Linked DNA regions of Homo sapiens: region 1 is linked to region 2. A link is a loop called in an ENCODE intact Hi-C map of the cell type or tissue named here. Cell type or tissue: B cell. All regions are shown on one strand. Each heading gives the region's core, and the rest is flanking DNA. Links, peaks and the distances in the headings are about the cores only.

Region 1 (5,370 bases), core at 182-5,181, 1.0 Mb before region 2:
GGGTCTCATAAGGCAGCAATAAGGTGCCAGTCAGGCTGCGGTCTCACCTGGAGCTCTGCTAAGGAAGACCCACTTCTGAGCTTATTCAGGCTGTTGGCTGAGTTTACCTGCTTGCTCTGGGTCCTGGCCAAGCGGGCCCTCTGTCGGCCGCTCACAACATGCAACTGGCTTCTTCAAGGCTGGCAGAACTTCTCTGACCTCAGGGAAGACCTCAGTCACTTTTTTTTTTCTTTGAGACAGAGTCTTGCTCTGTTGCCCGGGACGGAGTGCTCTGGTGTGATCTCAGCTAACTGCAACCTCTGCCTCTTGGGTTCAAGTCATTCTCCTGCCTCAGCCTCCCGAGTAGCTGGGATTATAGGCATGCGCCACCACGCCCGACTAATTTTTGTATTTTTAGTAGAGATGGGGTTTCTCCATGTTGACCAGGCTGGTCTCGAACTCCTGACCTAAGGTGATCTGCCTGCCTCAGCCTCCCAAAGTGCTGGGATTACAGGCGCGAGCCACTGTGCCTGGCCCCAGTCCCTCTTAAAGGGGTTGTCTCTTAAAGGGGTAGTCAGGCCCAGGACAATCTCCCTTTCGATCAATTCAAAGTCCACCAGTTAGGGACCTCAAAATCCTTTTTGCCATATCAGGTAGCACCATCAGGGTGATGCTATCCTATCACACTGATAGGCCCCCTATATTCAAAGGGATGGATTATGTAGGCCACAAACACTTTGATGGATGAATTTTGCTCTAATCTGTAATAGAAACATAAAATGGAAAGCCAGTAGACTTATAAATTAAGGTGGATTTTTAACAGCAAGTATGCAGATAGGATATGTTTTCTTCCCTTGTTTCAATATGTTGCTTATCATCTGGGGAAGGAGCAGGCAGAACTCAAAACAATGATAACAACCTTTTCTACCCATTTGGTTTGATGAGAAGAGAAGCAAACAAATAATTGGCAGGACTGTTGGGAACAGTTGTGTGGGTTGCACACTGCACAATCAAGAAGTGCTATTCTCAGCACAGTCAATGACACGCCTGGGAGTTACGTAGTCTGTAAATGGCAGTCCTGCTCTCCTAGACTGAGCCAGAATGGGATGGGGTTGGGACCAGCACAGGGCCAACCTATGGAAGGAGCCCAGTACCATGGGTGTCCTGACCAGAACTGAGTCCACAGGGCCCTGCCCTTTGACTGGAGATGCCTTGCCTGCTGTTCGTGCTTGGGTAGGAACAGGGCTGCCTCCCAGGGCACTCCCTGGTCAGTGAGCTGTGTCTGCAGGGGATGGCTGCTCCAGTCCATCTTCTCCACTCAGAGCAGGATGAGGTGGGTAACAGTAAGTCCAGATCTGGACACAGTGAGCGTGGTGTGCGGGTGACCTTTGGGCAGCTGGAGCTATAGGTCTGTCTCAGTGGCAATCAGCGAGGGAAAGTAGGGGTTAAGTCAGAAGGTGAAGGACCCCAAAAAGGTCATTGTGATACTGTGGAGGGAGCACTGGTTCCAATCCCAGCTCCACCTCTCAGGCAAATGAGGTCACCCCTCTGTGCCTCAGTTTCCTTGTTAGTAAATTAAGGGTAAAATTGCCAGTCTCCTACAGTGGAAGACATAAGTTTAAATGAGATCATGTAACATGGGGCACAAGGCCTTGCACAGAGGGTGTGCTCTCTAGAAGACTGACTAGGGCTTTTCCAGGTTGGGGAGTGCAGTGGAACCCACAACTGTACTGAGAGACAGACATCCCTTTTCAGTAGCAGGCCCAGAGAGCATCCCCATGGGCTTCAATACGGGGCACAGAGCTCAGCCTCTTAAGTCCCTGAAGGTCAGAAGTAGCTGGCTCTAAAAGTATCCAAACATTTAAAATCCAACCTGTGCTGTCTGGCCTGCTGAGCGCAACACCAACACCCCACAGTGGAAGCCATGAGCTCACTGTGTATGTCTGGAAGCTCCCCACCCCCGGGACTGAGGGCCTCCCGCACGCCTCTGCTCCATGGCATGCTCCCTCCTGCTGTGTCCACCACCTTCTGCGTGCTGTGTCTTTGCCACTGGCTGTGAGCACATTTGTACGTCTCTGCATGGTTAAACTGCACTTCCCGTGGGCAGATAAGATGCCTTTTTCTTTGTATCTTCAGCAACCAGCAAGGTGTTTGATACATAGAGAGGGAAAGTAAATACTGGATTATTTTTCTTTTTTTAAAAAAAAAATTTCCCTCAGCTTTACTGAAGTATAATTGGCAAATAAAAATTGTATATATGGCTGGGCATGGTGGCTCATACCTGTAATTCCAGCACTTTGGGAGGCCAAGGCAGGTAGATTGCTTGAGCTCAGGAGTTCTGGAGAACAGCTTGGGCAACATGGTGAAACCCTGTTTCTACCAAAAATACAAAAATTAGCCGGGCATGGTGTGTACCTGCAGTCCCAGATACTAGGGAGGTTGAGGTGGGAAGATTGCTTGAGCCCAGGAGGTGGGAGGATTGCTTGAGCGCAGGAGGTGGAGGTTGCAGTGAGCTGAGAGGGCACCAGTGGGCTCCAGCCTAGGTGACAGAGTCAGACCCTGTCTCAAAAAAAAAAAAAAAAAAAAAAAAGGATGTATTCAATGTGTACAATGTGATGTTTTGGTATATGTATATACCGTGATGATCACCACAATCAAGCTAATTAACATATCTATCGCCTTACATAGTTACCATTTTGGTGAGAACACTGAAAACCGACCCTTTCGGCACACTTCAAGCACACAATACGTGATTGTTAACTATAGTCACCATGCTGTACGTAGATCCCCAGAATTTATCTTATAACTCAAAGTTTGTACCCTTTGACCGACATCTTCTCATTTCTCCCTCACATCCCGGCCCTAATAACCACCATTTCACTCTATTTCTATGATGTCAACTTTTTTAGATTCCACATACAAGTGAGATCATGCAGTCTTGTTTTCCTTTATAAGTGGAACGGTTCCGAGTGAGCATGGTTAAGACTCAATATGACCAGCAGAGGGCGCAAGAACCAAGGAAGATGCGGGGGCGGGGCGATAAGGCCTCCCTGTGAGCAAGATTTCCTGGAAACACTTCTAGCAAGCAACACATTTATAATCTCTATTTTTTCTGTCATATTCTTTCCCTTTGCCTAGTCCCTGCAAGATTTGTCACTTGGCAGCTGCAAAGGCTCAAGGCTTGGGAAACTCCCAGAAAATCAGAGCCACCGCCCCCTGTCCATCCACATTTCAACAGCTGGAGAGGATTTAGATGGAATTGCCAGGGGTTGGGAATGGCTGGTTGGGAAGAAGCACTGTCGCCGGGGGTGGCCTTCGCCCTTAAGGGGCGTCAAGCCTACGTCACTGGGCTCTCAGCAGTTCGTTAGGCAGCCACTGAAGGGAGTGAGCGCCCTGTCTCCAGGGGTGTGCAAGGAGCTGGAAGGCAGGGTAAACTATTTCTACTCCAAAGGCTGTTGCAAGGATTGAGAGGGTGATTGTACGTTGTGCAATCCGGTGTCTGGGTATAGTATTAATAAGGGAAACATTTAAATTGTTGAGAACTCAGAAATGGGTGTAGGAAATGAGTCAGGTGATTCTGTGTTCCTAAGTCCCAAATACTGTTAAATTAATAGATGCTTTCCTGGAGAAAAGAATTTAAAAGAAAAAAATGTTAACATAAGGCAACATGTCTGATATGGAAGTGCAATATTTGTGCTATCAGAATAATTGAAACTGCACAAGAATTGGCAAACTGTGGCCCATTGCCTGTTTTTGTTTGGCCAGCAAACTGAGAATGGTTTTTACATATTTAAGTGGTTGAAAAAAAAATAAGAATCATATTTTGCGATGTGAAAATTAGATATAATTCAGGTTTTCATATCTATAAATAAAGTTGGTTGGAACACAGCCATACCCACTCATTTATGCATTATCTAGGGCTACTTTCACACTACAAAGACAGGGCTGAGTCACCACAATAGGGCCATGTGGCCTGCAAAGTCTAAAACATTTGCTTATATGGCCCTTTACAGAACAAGTTTTTCAATCCATGACCTAAGCTGTTAACACTAGCAAGGAGAAAGATTCACCTAAAAACCCCCTCTTGTTTTCTCATTTGGGAAAACTGAGGCTTGGACAGGAAATGGGCTTGCTCAAGGGCAGTAGCAGGAAGAGGTCTGCAAACCAGGGGTCCAGCTCATCTCGAGGTCCCCTGTGTGCTTTGCCAATCTGCAAATATGTGGAATTTGGCCATTTGGGAACTGGGCTTGTAAGCCCATTCCTGGCACCAAGAGGCAGGAACAAGGCAGAAAGTACAGATGTGACATGGGAGAGGGGGCCCAGGGAAGCCCAGTGCCTGTGGAGGTGGCACCAGCTCCTGTCCCATCCTCTTCGTGTGTCATCTTCAGTCAGTTCAAACCAGCAGGAGGCAGGAGGGCTGGCCTGGAGCCAGGGTACCAGAGGCTGATCCTGCCTGGCATCTGAGGGGTGGTGTGGCTGTAGCCTCCTTTTCCCCACCTAGACCCCAGAACTCTTGCCTGTAAAAGAAGCACCATGCCCCCTGTTCCATCCCCTCCCGAGCAGCACCCAGTGGGAGGTGCAGCTGGAGGAGGCAGTACCCAGCCCCCTCTCCCTTCCAGTCCTGGCAAGGTGGTGGAGGGGGGAGGTGGCAGGTGAAGACAGGACTGGTAGCCACAGTAGAGTCCTGTGTCAGGAAGGACAGATGCAAGTGTGAGTCCCTGCTGGAATGTGGGCAGGCCAATGTGATCTGGCCTGGCCTCCCTGCCACCAGGAGACATTCTGGAGGAGATGCTGTGGTCCACCTCACCTGGCTAAGGGGCCAGGGCCCAGACCCCTTCCCCAATCCCAGGCCTAGCTCCCCAGGCTGCCCAAGCTGGAAAGAATTCCCCACCCCCTACACAGGCTATAGAACCCTCCAAGAGCTCTGTGCCTATTAAACGTATTAAATCTGCAGAGCGTCTGGCACCTGGTGGGCACACCGCGAGCATGAAGGCCTCTTCTCTTATTAGGAGGACGGGACTGTGGCTTGGCCGTCCTTCTGATGAAAAGGAACAGAAAGTGGGGGGAGCGGGAGCAGAAGAGGAGACAAGAGCGAGAGTGAACGAGCAACAAAAGAAAGAAGAGGGGTGGGGGGAGGACTAAAAAAAAACAAAAGAAAGAGGAGGGGGAAATGGGTGGAAGAAGGGAAGAGAGGAAAAAAAAAAGCAAATAAAGAAAGAAAAGGGGAAAAGAAAGAAAAGCCGAGTCGTTTCCGCGGGCGCCTCGCCGCGTTCTGGCCCGCACGAGCCGGCCGCTCTCTGGGGTCTCAGGCTCTGCACGTCGGGGAGGCTCCTCGAAAAGCCGGGTCTGCAGCTTCCAGGGGCTGTGACCAGCGCTTCATGGGCTCTGTGG
Region 2 (5,370 bases), core at 92-5,091:
GTTATGTGTATTTTACTGCCATTTTTAAAAAGAAAACTTTTTTTAAACATATGCAGAAGATTCTCATGAGAAGTTTTTTGAATTTGCACCAAAATGACAAGGTGCGAAGGGCAAGGCCCTGTACCAGGCCAGCCTCCTTGTCAACCTCCCTGCCCAGCTGGGGGTGTCCAGGGGAGGCGGGATCCTTAGTGTCCCTTTCTGAGGCTGCGGAGCTCAGCCCTCATTCACACACTCTTGCCCTCCTTCCTTGGTCCACATGCACAGCCACCGCTGCTCCTCAGAAGACTGGCACCCTGGGCAGAGGCCTCATACAGACTCCCAGGTGGGGTGGGCCCCGGGCAGGGCCCACAGGTGCAGCCTCCAGGCCTGAGTCTGCGGTGCCCCCACCTGGAGGGTGGGGCTGGGGGACAGCACACCTTGTGGCACAGAGCAGGGGGTCCTGGAGGGCTGAGATTATTGTTAGGGGTTCAATACTTGCTTTTGGGAAAATGCAGCAACCATTTGCCTGTGGGTTACTTTCCTGAGACCAGGGACACTCACCGGCAGGCAGCAAGCTCAGAAGGAGGGAGTGGGGAAGCTCACGTGTGGGGACGGAGGCACCACGGGCACAGGTTCGTGTCACTAGGCAGCAGGCAGCTTGTCCCCAGACCCAGATGTGGCTGCCCCCATTTCACACAGGGCCTGCCCTGCACTGTCCTTGCAGCTAGCCAGATGAAACCGTGGCAGGCTCATGTCCCTGTCTCCCTCCTCAGACAATGGGCCCCTTGTCACCTACAAGGACCCACAATATCTGCAGAGAAGAAGGCAGGACACGGGGAGAAATGTAAGGGATGAATGAAGGTCCTCATATCCTGTTTCCTTCCCGACCGGCTCAGCCCCGACAGCTGACGGTCGTCCCGCCTAGGGACAGGCAGGCACCACAGTGCCCGGCTCTGCTCTTCCTCCTGTCCTTGTTCATTGTTTTCGGCACATGCTTGCCTCCGAGCCTCCTTGTTCCACAAGCCCAGTCTCATCCTTGTCTAGGTTTCACACCTGCCCAGCACTGCCCTTACTGAGGGGCCTCAGTTTCCTTATCTGTAAACCAGGCTCCTGATAGACCTATCGGGGCAGGTGGGGAGGATGCTTTGGGAGCTCCCAGCACATGCACCAGTGACTCCCAGGTCACTCTTCTAGCCCAGGGACTAACCTGGGAGTCCTCAAGGGGCACAGGCCAGGAAGGTCAGGCCCATCCTCGGACAGTGGTGAGGCTTCTCAGGAAAAGGTCATTTCAGCTCTAACCTCTGTACAACACGGCTGCAGGCCTCTGTGTGCAGGGCACTCGGCCTCGTGTCATTCCAAGGGGTCTTGCACACTGCATGGTGCTGGTTTTTGTGTAGACGTGGACCTCCGCCCCCTGAGGAGTGGAACCGGGGCCTCCTCTGGCCTCCTGTAACAGCCCAGCTGGGGACAAACCACTTCCTCCCTTTCACACCCAGCTGGTCAGCCCCACCCGGCTCTGGGGCCACTGAGCAAGTTGTGAAGATTTGTACTGGGGCTCAGTCAGACACTTTGCAGGCTGGGGGGCCCAGGGCAAGTCAGCTGTGTGCCTTGGTTTCCTCCCCTGCAAGAATGGCTGACCAGCATCCGCCCTGGGTGTTGGCAAGCACCGATCTGAATGGCAGTGGCACCTGCTAAGCACGTCCAGCCCCGAACTACAGTGAGCCTGGCACGACTCAGTCACCACTTTACAGATGAGTGTGGCCATGCTGTGTGACCCGAACATGCCTCTGCCCCTCGGGCCCCCTCTGCACAGTGGGCACAATCACGGTGGCATCGGGTTGTGCCGCCACTGCCGCTGGGACCCTGCCATCAGTCCATGCACCTCTTGAGGTGGCCCCGCCACTGTCCCACACTGCCAGGCACAGCACGGGGTGCTGAGGAGGCTTTGGTGGGCGCAGCACTCCTTCCTCACAGCCCCATGCTACACAGGCCCGCATCTGCTAATATCTAACCTGCAGAGTGCAGAGGAAGCTTCTGGAGACACACTGTGTGGGAAAGCCTAGCCCCCAGGACACGTCTGGGACCACCCTCCTCTGTTCAGGCAGAGGAAGGCTCGCGCTACCCCCCGCCCCCCAGGCCTGGGTGACATGAGAGGGGCTGGCCGTGGTCTCGATGCCCTGGCTGGTGCGCTGCCAGCCGATGGAAAAAGGCTCCCTGCATCTGGTCAGCCTCGGACCCAGGCCCCTGCCAGCCTTCGATGGGGACACGGGCAGGCACCGTTCATCTTGTGAGAGCCTAAGCCACCCCCAGACGATAGGCAACACTGTCCCAGCACTCAGCAGTTTACAAAGGCTTTTCACACTTGCCATTCGAGGCCCACAATAACTCTGAATTTTTACACATCATGCTACAGGAACCCAGAGAAAGACAACAGAACAAAAACAAGACACCATTCCGTGCCACCACAGCCACTTCCTGCCTTGAAAACATCCGTCTCCCTCAAATGGCTCCTGCCCTGAATGTTCCTACCACCCCAAAGTTCCACAAAAGCAGTTAGGATCTCAGGGCTCGGCCAACACCTCAGGACCAAGCCCACTCACCTGTCTTCTGAAGGCGAGCGAGTTTCTCCTCTGGGCTGAACTTCGTGCAATAGCGAAACACAACTTCCTTTTTTCTAATTTTCGCAATATGGGTCACAACATGATGGTGCATTTGCATTTCCGCATCATTACGCTGGGTGAGAGGAGCTTGGCTTGCTGATTCTAGAAGGTGCAACTTGCAGGGTGGCGGGGGCAATGGCAAACAAACATGCAATCCACAGCTCTCCACTGATCAGGTGCTAGGCTCACAGCTGCGGCGGCCGTGCTGGTTTAAAGGTTAACAGGGCTGCTCACAGAGGACCCACAACCACCATCCTCCTGCTTCTGCTGGGTGGACTTTTGTGAGTAGATCTGCTGTGTAGATCTTCAGGGAGGAGGGGCCCAGCAGGGAATGAGGGGGCCGGCCCTAGACCAGACAAGCCCAGAGTGAGCCCAGAAACACACCATCAGAGGCTTCCTCAGACCCTCTTGGTTGGGAACAATGAAATGGCCACAAGTTAGAAGGTGAAGAGGCCCCCTGCAAACAGATATTTCAAGATGCTTCCTGGGAGACCTGACCCACGAGGGCTGCTCCAGCAGGCCCAGCACCTGCCCCGCTGAGCAGCCCCACCAGGAGGGCACCCTCATTGTTTTAGGGAGAGAATCAATAAATAATAACACCAGGTCCTGAAGGGCTTAGAGTGCAAAGTCTGACTCAATTTTAATAATGCTTGTTAATCCAGGCTTATATTCATTTTTTTTAAAGCAATTTCTCACCTGGGCATGGTGGCTCATGCCTGAAATCCCAGCACTTTGGGAGGCCAAGGAGGGAGGATCACTTGAGGTCAGGAGTTTGAGACCAGTCTGGCCAACTTGGTGAAACCCTGTCTCTACTAAAAATACAAAAATCAGCTGGGCATTGTGACGCATGCTTGTAATCCCAGCTACTAAGGAGGCTGAGGTGGGAGGACCGCTCGAACCCCAGAGGTGGAGGTTGCAGTGAACTGAGATTGCGCCACTGCACTCCAGCCTGGGGGACAGAAAGAGACTGTCTCAATAAAAATAAAATAATAAATAAATAAATAAAAGCAATTTCTCTGGGCCTCAGTTTCCCTGTGCCAGGTGCTGCCGCAGGTGCCCTGTGAATGGTTACTCATTGGGCCCCTTCATGCCCCTGTGAAGTATGGTTATCCCCGTCTGACAACAGGGAAACTGAGGCTCAGGACACAGTGGTGTGCCCCTCCCTCCCAAAAGCTAAAGGCTGAGGTGATGTGGAGTTTGTCCCTAAGTTCCCTGCCTGTGTGAGGATGCAGAGCTACACCCAGCCGTGACAAGGATGGGGTGGACAGTGTCACCTGAGCTCGGACGCATGGGTGCTGTGGCCTCAGCCATATTGCTGAACTTAATCTTTTCTTTTCTTTTTTTTTTTTTTTTTGAGACGGAGCCTCACTCTGTTGCCCAGGCTGGAGTGCAGTGGCGCAAAGTCAGCTCACTTCAACCTCCACCTTCTGGTTTCAAAGATTCTCCTGCCTCATCCTTCCAAGTAGCTGGGATTATAGGTGCCCACCACAATGCCCAGCTAATTTTTTGTATTTTTAATAGAGACTGGGTTTCACCATGTTAGCCAGGCTGGTCTCAACTCCTGACCTCAGGTGATCTGTCTGCCTCGGCCTCCTAAAGTGCTGGGATTACAGGCATGAGCCACCATGCCCGGACACTGATGAACTTCTTGAAGACTCCATTCTTCCTCCATGAAATGGAGAAAATGTGGGATGCATGTGGTGGAGTTTTTGTGAGAAATGAGGGCTTTGCCTATGGTAGGTACTCAAGGGATCCCAGCCACCAACATCTGAATCACCGTTGCTGTGCTGTCAATGCCGGGGCCCTGGAGTCTTGGCTCCTGCCCCCTGAGGAGGCAGCCCTGGACCATCCAGATGCTTCCAGCCCAGGCCAGGAAGGACAGCAGTGCCTGCCACCACCACCTGGTTCAGCCTTCTCCTCTACAGAGGTCCCCTGTGCCAGAAGGCCAGCAGTGGGGTCCCATTAGGACCAGGGACACAAACCCAGGTACACTAGGAATACACAACTGTCGTCCTAAGAGGGTCATGATAAATTCTGGCAGCACAGCAGCAGGCTGGCTGTGGTGACCTGAAAGGTGAGGGGTTGTGGTAGGTAAGGAACAAAAAGAGGATGGGGAGGGGTTTGTGGCTTGAAAGTAGAACTGAGGCCAAGTGTCCTGTCGTCCCTGGTTGGGGTGAGTGGGAGGAAGTGGTGCCTCCACCTGGGAGTGACATCATTCAAAAAGAAACATGTTTTTGGCAGCCTGCCCCCCAATGGCCCAGTGATCATCAAATGCTGGTTATCTGCCTCTCCCACTGTGAATAGAGCTGACCTGTGGACACTACTGTACAATAGGACATTACAGAAATGATGAAGGTGACTTCCAAGGCCAGGCCATACATAACACTGCAGCTTTTGCCTTTCCTTGCTGAATCACTCACTGTGGGGGAGCTGGCTGCCATGTTATGAGGATGCTCAAGCAGCCCTGCAGAGAGGCCCATGCGGAGAGGAACTAAGGCCCCAGGCCAACAGCCAGCAACAACTTGTGATGTGTGAATGAGTCACCTTGAAAATGATCCTCAGTTTCAGTCAGGCCTTCAGATGACACTGCAGCCCCAGCCACCATCTGTAGCCTCATGAGAGGTCCCCAAGCCATAGCCAAGCCACACCCCAATACTGACCCATCAAAACTAAAGAGTTAAGTGTTTCCTATTGTTTTAAAGTGATGTAGTATTTTCATCATGAAAAAGGG

Evidence for each region. Hi-C counts contacts between places; a loop is a spot of excess contacts. Peaks named below come from ENCODE experiments on the same cell type or tissue, not always from the same donor. Only the 100,000 strongest peaks of a DNase experiment are listed, where the experiment ranks them.
Region 1: it touches region 2 in a loop (10-fold over the local background); 2 of 110 quality-filtered maps call a loop at or near these places.

What each region holds. Positions count from the first base shown.
Region 1 is chr9:93,960,758-93,966,127 of GRCh38, reverse strand. All of the region lies in intron 1 of LOC124902216 (a long non-coding RNA gene), which reads right to left. Among named protein-coding and RNA genes, the nearest start is that of BARX1-DT, 7.6 kb to the right of the region's middle. In B cell, for the core only: CTCF peaks have their summits at 2,757 and 2,962 (motif pointing right); DNase peaks (open chromatin) are centred at 2,977, 4,637 and 4,957; H3K27me3 peaks cover 4,257 bases.
Region 2 is chr9:92,961,563-92,966,932 of GRCh38, reverse strand. All of the region lies in intron 1 of FGD3 (FYVE, RhoGEF and PH domain containing 3), which reads right to left. Among named protein-coding and RNA genes, the nearest start is that of FGD3, 17 kb to the right of the region's middle. RefSeq lists enhancers at 1,163-1,794, 2,431-2,540, 2,821-2,940. In B cell, for the core only: no CTCF peak of the experiment used is centred there; DNase peaks (open chromatin) are centred at 1,552, 2,012, 2,682 and 4,800; H3K4me3 peaks cover 3,054 bases; H3K27ac peaks cover 4,936 bases.